3 separate regions of the Homo sapiens genome follow, and regions 2 and 3 are each linked to region 1. Evidence: chromatin contacts called from ENCODE Hi-C or POLR2A ChIA-PET data. All regions are on one chromosome and are shown on one strand. The core of a region is the stretch at or near the end of the contact, and the rest is flanking DNA. Distances in the headings are between cores, read along the strand shown.

The links. Hi-C counts contacts between places; a loop is a spot of excess contacts on that map. ChIA-PET counts read pairs that join two places held with the same protein, here RNA polymerase II (POLR2A). Pooled maps may share reads with other maps.
Region 2: a loop to region 1 is called in a pooled map, with 2.1 times the contacts of the local background. The contact joins the enhancer-like site here to the promoter of ACOT4 in region 1. A Hi-C loop is called at or near these places in 1 of 50 pooled maps. POLR2A ChIA-PET finds 5 or more read pairs at or near these places in 3 of 52 experiments (AG04449, H1 and activated CD4-positive, alpha-beta T cell).
Region 3: a loop to region 1 is called in a pooled map, with 5 times the contacts of the local background. The contact joins the promoter of PTGR2 here to the promoter of ACOT4 in region 1. A Hi-C loop is called at or near these places in 2 of 50 pooled maps. POLR2A ChIA-PET finds 5 or more read pairs at or near these places in 5 of 52 experiments (BJ, CD4-positive, alpha-beta memory T cell, WTC11 and 2 more).

The regions. Positions count from the first base shown.
Region 1 is chr14:73,590,337-73,593,438 of GRCh38, forward strand. It overlaps ACOT4 (acyl-CoA thioesterase 4), which reads left to right and starts at 1,537. Exons shown (of 3, transcript NM_152331.4): 1 at 1,537-2,080. The coding sequence starts at 1,624. It also overlaps a transcript of HEATR4 not described here. RefSeq lists an enhancer at 1,771-2,270 and a silencer at 2,082-2,151.
Region 2 is chr14:73,268,096-73,271,197 of GRCh38, forward strand. PAPLN (papilin, proteoglycan like sulfated glycoprotein) reads left to right here. Exons shown (of 27, transcript NM_001365906.3): 26 at 462-628. Among named protein-coding and RNA genes, the nearest start is that of PAPLN-AS1, 24 kb to the left of the region's middle. Within about 2 kb of position 1,701, at least 19 of the 41 ENCODE cell types and tissues checked have a DNase peak (open chromatin) inside an H3K27ac peak, as active enhancers do.
Region 3 is chr14:73,850,192-73,853,293 of GRCh38, forward strand. PTGR2 (prostaglandin reductase 2) reads left to right here and starts at 1,640. Exons shown (of 10, transcript NM_001146154.2): 1 at 1,640-1,752. RefSeq lists a silencer at 1,374-1,776 and an enhancer at 1,386-1,435.

The DNA of each region.
Region 1 (3,102 bases), core at 287-2,786:
ATTGGTGTGTTTACAATCCCTTAGCTAGACATAAAGATTCTCCAAGTCCCCACCAGACTCAGGAGTCCAGCTGGCTTCACCCAGTGGATGCCGCACGGGGTTCGCAGGTGGAGCTGCCTGCCAGTCCCGCGCCGTGCGCCCGCACTTCTCAGCCCTTGGGCGGTCGATGGGACTGGGCGTTAGTGGAGCAGGGAGCGGAGCTCGTTGAGGAGGCTCGGACCGCGCAGAAGCTCACGGCGGGGGCGGGGGCTCAGGCATGGCGGGCTGCAGGTCCCGAGCCCTGCGCCGCGGGGAGGCAGCTAAGGCCCGCTGAGAAATCGAGCACAGCAGCTGCTGCCCCAGGTGCTAAGCCCCTCACTGCCCGGGGCTTGCGGGCCGGCCGGCCGCTCCAAGTGCGGGGCCGCCGAGCCCACGCCCACCCGGGACTCGCGCTGGCCCGCAAGCCCCGCGGGCAGCCCCGGTTCCCGCCCGCGCCTCTCCCTCCACACCTCCCAGTAAGCTGAGGGAGCCGACTCCGGCCTTGGCCAGCCCAGAAAGGGGCTCCCACAGTGCAGCGGCGGGCTGAAGGGCTCCTCAAGCGCGGCCAGAGTGGGCGCCAAGGCCGAGGAGGCGCCGACAGCGAGCGAGGGCAGCCAGCATGCTGTCACGTATCACTAGCACTTTGGGACTACAGAGGCAGGAGGATAGTTTGTGCTCAGGAGTTCGAGACCAGCCTGGGAAACAGGGTGACACCTCCTCTCTAAAAATAAACATTTAAAAATTAACGTGGCATGGTGGTGCGCTGTCTGTAGTCACAGCTACTCCGAAGGCTGAGACAGGAGGATCACTTGAGCCTGGGAGGTGGAGGCTGCAGTGACCTGTGATCGAGCCACCGCCTTGCAGCCTGGATGACAGAGAGAGACCCTGTCTCAAATACAACAAAAAAGCAGGCCGGGCGCAGCGGCTCACGCCTGTAATCCCTAGCACTTTGGGAGGCCAAGGCGGGAAGATCACTTGAAGTCAGGAGTTCAAGACCAGCCTGGCCAACATGGTGTAACTCCCTCTTTACTAAAAATACAAAAATTAGCGGCATGGTGGCGCGCGCCTGTAATCCCAGGTACTCGGGAGGCTGAGGCAGGAGAATCGCTTGAACCCAGGAGGCGGAGATTGCAGTGAGCCGAAGCGCCACTGCACTCCAGCCTGGGCGACAGAGGAGACTCTGTTTCAAAAAAAAAAAAAGTTAAAAACAAAACCTTCCATGGAGCCCATGAAAGGCTGGAATTTGGCTTGATCTCATTGGCTTTTGGTTTCACCACAAATTGATCATCCAACAACTTTCATTCCAACAACCGAGGGTGGTGTGAGGCAGAGAGGCTTTCTACGGGGTGGGTTGGGCGCCACACCTTGCGCGCCCCGGGGCCCAAGGAGACGACCCTGAAGAGGAGCCTGGCTACTTTTGCCTCAGACGAGTCCGGAGCGCCGGGTTAACCGGTCTGAAGTCCCAGGGGCTTTCTGGGACTGCTCAGCCACCGGCAGCTTCCGGCACCAGGGGACGCCGGACGCCGTCCGGACATTCGGCGCGCTTGCCACGATCTTGGACGGGTCTCGGGCCTCGACCTTTGAATTCCCCGCTCCGGCTCCAAGATGTCAGCAACGCTGATCCTGGAGCCCCCAGGCCGCTGCTGCTGGAACGAGCCGGTGCGCATTGCCGTGCGCGGCCTGGCCCCGGAGCAGCGGGTTACGCTGCGCGCGTCCCTGCGCGACGAGAAGGGCGCGCTCTTCCGGGCCCACGCGCGCTACTGCGCCGACGCCCGCGGCGAGCTGGACCTGGAGCGCGCACCCGCGCTGGGCGGCAGCTTCGCGGGACTCGAGCCCATGGGGCTGCTCTGGGCCCTGGAACCCGAGAAGCCTTTTTGGCGCTTCCTGAAGCGGGACGTACAGATTCCTTTTGTCGTGGAGTTGGAGGTGCTGGACGGCCACGACCCCGAGCCTGGACGGCTGCTGTGCCAGGCGCAGCACGAGCGCCACTTCCTCCCGCCAGGGGTGCGGCGCCAGTCGGTGCGAGCGGGCCGGGTGCGCGCCACGCTCTTCCTGCCGCCAGGTGAGCCAGGCTGCTGGCGGGTGGTGTGAGCGTCAGTGGCCTGAGTCTCCGTTTGTTTCCAGTGCTGATTTAGCACTGGTTTGGTTTTGGAGCAAGATCAGAGAAGCTAACATTGACTATGTCAGTGGCCACTCTACCAAAATAGAGGGTTTGGTACCGGGCGTGGTGACTAACGCCTGTAATCCCAGCACTTTGGGAGGCCGAGATGGGCGGATCACTTGAGATCAGGAGTTTGAGACCAGACTGGCCAGCATGGTGAAACGCTGACTCTACCGAAAATACAAAAATTAGTCCAGCCTGGTGGCACACGCCTGTAGTCCCAGCCACTCGGGAGGCTGAGGCACGAGAATCGCTTGAACCTGGGAGATGGAGGTTGCAGTGAGCCGAGATCGCACCACTGCACTCCAGCCTGGGTGACAGAGCGAGACTCCGTCTCAAAAAAAGAAAAAAGAAAAAAAAGGATTTTTTGTTAGGCTGTGTACTACGGTTTTTACTTGCATTCTATCAGTTAGTCTCTATAATATCCCAATGAAGTTGGTATTGTTATTCTGCAGATGAAAAAACAGGTTCAGGTCGTCAGGTACATTATCCACTTTGCTATTAATCACTACCCTACAGATTTCTACAGGCATCAGCCTGACTTGTCTAAGGCAGAATGATGACAGTGAATGAAGCTATTACCATGTCGTCTTCTCTAGTGTTCTAGGCACACTGTCTCTTCTCCACTTCTTCATGTGCTGCTTTATCACAGGTCACACTTCAGACTCCACTGCCTTTCTCACCTAAAACCATCTCTGGGTATTTCTTTTTCTTTCCTCCCTTTCTACATAGACATCTGAAATATCAGTACACTAAAAACCAGAGGGCTGATGCAACAGAACATAAAGTTTTGTTTCAATCTTTTTTCTTTTCTTTCTTTCTTTTTTTTTTTTTTTTTTTTGAGACAGTGTCTGTCTCTGTTGCCCACGCTGGAGTGCAGTGGTGTGGTCACACCTCACTGCAGCCTTGACCTCTGGGGCTCA
Region 2 (3,102 bases), core at 451-2,950, 320 kb before region 1:
TTCTTGAAATTCTCCCTTCCCTCTGCTCCAGGAACTACTGTCTTCTGCTGTGCCTCAGGGCCTGTCCTTGGTTTCTCCCCGTGTGACTTGGACCACCTCATAGACATGCACTTCGCTGCGTCAGTGCGATGCTGACACACTATCTGGGTCTGGACTCTTGAGCTCCAGACTTCAAATCTGAGGCCTCCTGCTATCTCACAGGCACCCCAAATTTGAAATAGCAGAAAACAACCTCGCCATTCACCCCAGCCTTGGATCTCCCAAGGTTGGAGGGGCACCATCATCACCCAGTAACCCAACCTAGAAACCTTGGTCATTCTTGATTTCTCCCTGTCCTCCACCTGTTTGCTCTCAAGGGGTGGGAACGGTTGGCTCTGGAATGGCCTTTGATTACCTCTTCCCTCTGTCTCCCAGACCTCCAGAGGCCCTTGATGGCTCTCCCAGTGTCCTCTCTCCTCCAGGAACGGGCTACCTGTGCAGGCTGATGGCCACCGTGTCCACCAGTCCCCAGATGGCACGCTGCTCATTTACAACTTGCGGGCCAGGGATGAGGGCTCCTACACGTGCAGTGCCTACCAGGGGAGCCAGGCAGTCAGCCGCAGCACCGAGGTGAAGGTGGTCTCACCAGGTAGGAAAGGTCTATATCCGGGGATGGGAAGGACATTCCCCAGTAGATTTACTGGTTCTCAAGGGCTGGCTCTGCAGTCTGAGGGACTCTGGTTTGAATCCTGGCTCACCCTGCCAGTTGCTGGTAGTGTGACTTGGGGCAAGGGGCTTACCTTCCTGAGCCTCATTTTCCTCCCGTCTACAGTGGGGCTGCTCCACCACCTGAGAGGGCTGTAGTGGAGATGAAGGAAATGATGCTCTGCTGGGCCCCTGGAGATAGCTTAATAGACATTAATGCATGCAGGACATTCAGACTCACCGATTTTGAGACATATGACTGACTGGAATTTCATTATAAAACTTAAAACTTAAGGCAGACCACTAAAATCTGTCCACTCTAATCCACTCTAAACCACTAAAATCTGGCCACTTTATGGCCGTTTGACCATATAACCCAGAAAGGAAAGGGCAGGGATTATCATCACCATTTTACAAATGAGACAGGTATGCAGAGAGCGTAAGTGGTGTTTCCACCGGTCACACCGCAAATGTGGCCTACCTGGGACTAGAGCCCATGTCTTTTGACTCCCCATGTTTTTTTTTTTTTACCCCCACGAAATTACTATACTTGTACCTAAGTGGAATCTTACTTGCATCATTTGATATTTGATATTGTAGCCTTACCTCCTCTAGCTACTACTCTATCATACTTCAACAAATCCAAATTGCCTGTAAGATGCATTATTTTTGTACCAAGAAAAAAATGCTGCCAGTGAAACGACACAATTCTGATACCATCAATTAGGATGCAAACCAACTTGAGAGATGTGAAAATAAGTGCATATCAGAACTGATGAAACAGATTGTGGTTCAGAGTTCACACTTACAAGAGATATGTTCAAATAAGCAGGAGGGAAAGGGGGACAGGGCTTTGCTCGTCCCCCAGCCTGTGCTTCCTTGTGTCCTTGGTTCTTGTTCACGGAGGGACTGAAGACAGAGTGGTACCTCGGGCCAAGCTGCCAATTCTCACAGGCCTGATACAGACCTTGGGGGAGTATGCCAGGCTCGGAGGTGCCAGGGCCCTTCCTGCCTGGTCTTCTGGGCATTCCTGACAATCAGGGCTGCAGCGCCATGCCAGGAGCACGGTTACACTCAGAGGGGCAGGCCTGGCTGCTTCCTGGCTGCCAGGCTGAGGGTGGAGACTGGCCAGTACTAGAAGTTGAAGGTCTGGCTGAAATGTTGCTTTGTGAGTGGGACTGACTTGTCGGCTTCCTGTCTATGATCTCTTTAGAGATCGCCTCCCCAGGGCCCAGCTCAGTGCTTGGCATCACTAGGTGCTCATGTTGTGGCTGGAAATGTTGTCCAGCGGCTTTTTTCTCACCTGTTGCTCGGCGAGCGGGAGGGAGGGTTACAGGGTTCCTTCCTGCCGCTTCGCCAGCCCGCCGCCTTGACCTCTGTCCGGGGCCTCGCTCGGCCCACCGTCTCGCTCCGCCCACTTGGCCGGGCAGGCTGCGCTCCGCTGACCCGGATCCCGCACTCGTGGCGGCCCCGCGCTCAGCGCACGGCACAGGCGGCTTCCGCACTGGGTGCTAACGTATAGACAAGGGGAACATGGTGGCGCCCGAAAACTCGGAGATGCCAGCAACCGCGGAGCCCCAAGGGGGTGTTACAGGGACAAATGTTCCCGCCGCTCGCAGCTCGGTGAACGGGAGCGTTAAAACTCGTTCTTCCCTCCATTCCCTCCTGCTCACCCAGCTACAAAAGCCGCGACACTCAGATACATGGTGACTAAGTGCCTGCCTGCACAATGATGGAGTTACATTGGCGAAAGCACCACACTCCAGGGACTACTTTTCACCTGTATCATGTCCAGAAAATTGACCTTGTCTACATAATAACCAAATCAAGGCTGTGTGACAAAGCAAAATGCAGATTCACAGTGAGAGAACTGTCAAGAGGACCTAGACATTATGTTTGCGATTAGCTCCAGATGGGATTACATGGAAAACCAAACTACAATGAGAAACTTGCCTGATACCTGGTCACCACGCTGAAATGGCCTGAGATGTGTGTCCCAGATGGGACAGACATGGCCTCAGTCTGGCCACTCTCCTCCGGTCCTCTGCTGGCTGCTCTCACCTGTTCATTTTTTGTTGGGTCATACGGTGTGCGGCTGCCTGACCCTGCCCTACTCATGGTTGGGTGGCACATTGAATTTCAGTGTTAGCACCAGGGTAGGAGGCCTTGGGGTGGTCAGGCTGAGGTAAAAGGGACATAGCTCTACTGGGAGGACTTCTCAACATCGCTGTGAAGTAGGTTGCTGTTGCTGTTATTAGTCCCATTTCACAGATGAAGAAATGTGCATAAAGGGCTTAAGCAACTTGCCCAGAGTTACCCAGCTGGCAAGTGGCAGAGCCCGGATTGAGCCCGGGCAGTATGGGTCCAGAGCTGGTGTGCTTAATCACTATGCTGAGTTCCCACTATGATGGGTCTTGG
Region 3 (3,102 bases), core at 390-2,889, 260 kb after region 1:
CTTCGGTTTCCTCATTCGTAAAATGGTAATAATAATAATAGGGCTGTTTTGAAAATTAAATCATGTAGGCAAAAAATCATATAAGGCATTATCCAACTCAAACTACGCATTATGTAAATGATAGTAATCCTTGGTGTTAGAGAAAATTTAGAAGAAGAGGATAAACTGGATAGAAATGTACCTATAAATCCTCTACTCATCTCTTGAATTTTTGGGAACTCATTTTGGCGAGAAAAATCACACTTGTTACAAGGAGTTCACAGACCCTAGAATCAAGAGAGCTAAAACTAATTAATACACATACATATATTTAAAATTTTTGAGACAAGGTATCAGTCTGTCACCCAGGCTGGAGTGCAGTGGTGTGATCAAGGCTCGCTGCAGCCTACTGAGCAGCTGAGAGACTACCAGCAAGCACCACCACACCTAGCTAATTTCATTTTATTTTTTATTTTTTGAAGAAATGCGGTTTCACCACGTTGCCCAGGCTGGTCTCGAACTCCTGACTCAAGCAATCCACCTGCCTCTGCCTCCCAAAGGTCTGAGATTACAGGCGTGAGCCACTGCGTCCAGCCCCAAAACTAATTTAATATTGCAGGGCTTCTTTTCTATTTTGAAAGTGTTTCTTTTAAATCAAGTTCTAGATTACCTTTATTTTATACTACTACTTTTTGTCTATTTGAGCATTTTATTTTTCATCATTTGGTTTAAGTCATTACAAAAGGCATTGAAGGTCTGTCTACCTGTCCATGACAGATAAAAGAGATTAGCTCCTGTCTGAAAATGTTTGCAAAGTAGTGTAATTCTCCTAGTCCTTCCTGAAGCTTTCCCAAAGAAGCAAAAATATTCAGACATAAAGCTACCAGGAACTCCAACCTGTTTGATCACTATTCCCTTGCTCACCAACCTAGTCATCTTTCAGCTACTCCATGCATGACTTGTGCTGAGCTATTAGCTCCCACATGAATACAAGCAATTCTTATACCTGCCTAATTCAGATGATCTTTCTTAGGGTTTGAAGTCCCTGGGGATCCGAAGCTGTCCTAGGTATACACTTCTCTCAACCCAGTCCAGCACAAAAGGAGACGACTAACGATGAATGAAATTGAGAAATCAGCCCACACTGGTAATCTTGGAGGAATTTGGTATTCTTCGTGAAATAAAAGAGGCGCAAAGGGGCCCTGGATTAGGGTCCGGAGAGAGGGGTTTTATCCCAGCACTGCCCCTAACCAGCTGAAAGGTAGGTGGTCCAATCACATCAGCTCTCCGAGACTCAGTTTCCCCATCTATAAAACAAGGAGTAGGCTTGACGGTCCCTGTCTCACTATAATTTCCCAATCGAGGTTCAGGGAGAAATCCACAAAACTAATAAAACTTCTTCACGGACTGCTAAATGTGAACTCACTGGTCAAGGCTGCAAGATTTGCTCTTTGGGTCAAGGCAGTAGGGGCGGCCACAAGGAACCAATCTCAGTTAAGTTATTAATGCACTTTGCCCAGACTAGTAACTCTCCCCTGACGTTCCGCATTTCCCTTGCTTCTCCCGGAAACGTGGGGCGCCCAGGAATCCTAAACTTCCAATCCCTAAGCTTCCAAACCCCGCCCCTGGGAGGGGAGGGGGCGCGGAGCCGGGCCTAGTCGCGCGCCTGCGTACTGCGGTCAGAGGGCCGAGGCCTGGGGGCGAGCTGGGGTCGTGCAGTACAGCCTCTTTCCGGCAAATCACGCGAGATTTCGTTCACCCGGGCTCCACAGGGTCAGTGACGCGCGAGCGGCTCCCGCGACTGTGGCTCCCGAAGCTGCTTCGGGCCCCAGCGGTGAGGAAGAAGACTCTCAACCAGGGTGACTTCTAGGCGTCCTCCCGGAGCTACCGGGGACACTGGCGTTATTGCCCGCAACACTGAGATAGGGAATGCTCGAGAAACAGAAGCAGGTTTTGGGGTTTTTTTTGAATTACTGGGGGAAAGCAACCTGAGGTTTTGACGTAATTGTGTTTGAGGTGCCTCTGAAACTTTCATTTAACACAGATTTGTTGAGCACGTACCATGCGCCGGGCATAGGGGATTGGACTCACATTTTTTTGTGTGTGTGACGGAGTCTCGCTCTGTCTGTCGCCCAGGTTGGAGTGCAGTGGCGCGATCTCGGCTCACTGCAGCCTCCATCTCTCGGGTTCAAGCGATTCTCCTGCCTCAGCCTCCCGAGTAGCTGGGATTACTACTGCGCCCGGATAATTTTTTGTATTTTTGGTAGAGACGAGATTTCACCGTGTTAGCCAGGATGGTCTTGATCTCCTGACCTCGTGATCTGCCTGCCTCGGCCTCTCAGAGTGCTGGGATTACAGGCGTGAGCCATCGCGCCCGGCCTGGATTCACATCATTGAACAAAGCAGACGAGTCCTTATCCTCTTAGCGCTGACGAGCTGGGCAGTTAGTTTGAAATTCTGGGCTAGAGACGCAAATTATTATTAATTTCCATATAAAGTGGTTGGTAGGAGGAGCCACAGGGCTCAGGGAGGTCACTGAGAAAGGGAAGAGCAAGATAGGAATCTCCACATGCAAGACTTCGGGAGGGGAAGGGGGAGACCAGAAAACCGGAAGGGGAGGAGAAGACTGGCAGAGAGATCCAGAAAGACACGTGGTTTGTTTGTTTGTTTTTTGAGACAAAGTCTCGCTCTGTTGCCCAGGCTGGAGTGTCCTGGCTGGATCTCGGCTCACTGCAGCCTCAGTCTCCTGGGTTCAGGCAGTTCTCCAGCTTCAGCCTCCTGTGTAGCTGGGACTATAGGCGCCCACCACCACGCTTAATTTTTGTATTTTTAGTAGAGCGGGGTTTTCCCATGTTGGCCAGACTGGTCTCGAATTCCTGGCCTCAAGTGAGCCTCCCACCTCAGCCTCCCAAAGTGCTGGAATTACAGGTGTGAGCCACGGCTCTGGGCCCAGAAAGATACGTTTTATAACAAGGCGTGGTCAACAGGGTTGCTAGTGGCAGAATAATCGCACGAAATAAGGGTATTAAAAGGTATTAGGAAGCTCATGTGATGGAAATAGCAGGTGCCGTGTTGGAGTATGGGTTCTAGCGTTATTACAAGTTGGGCGACTCTGGGCGAATT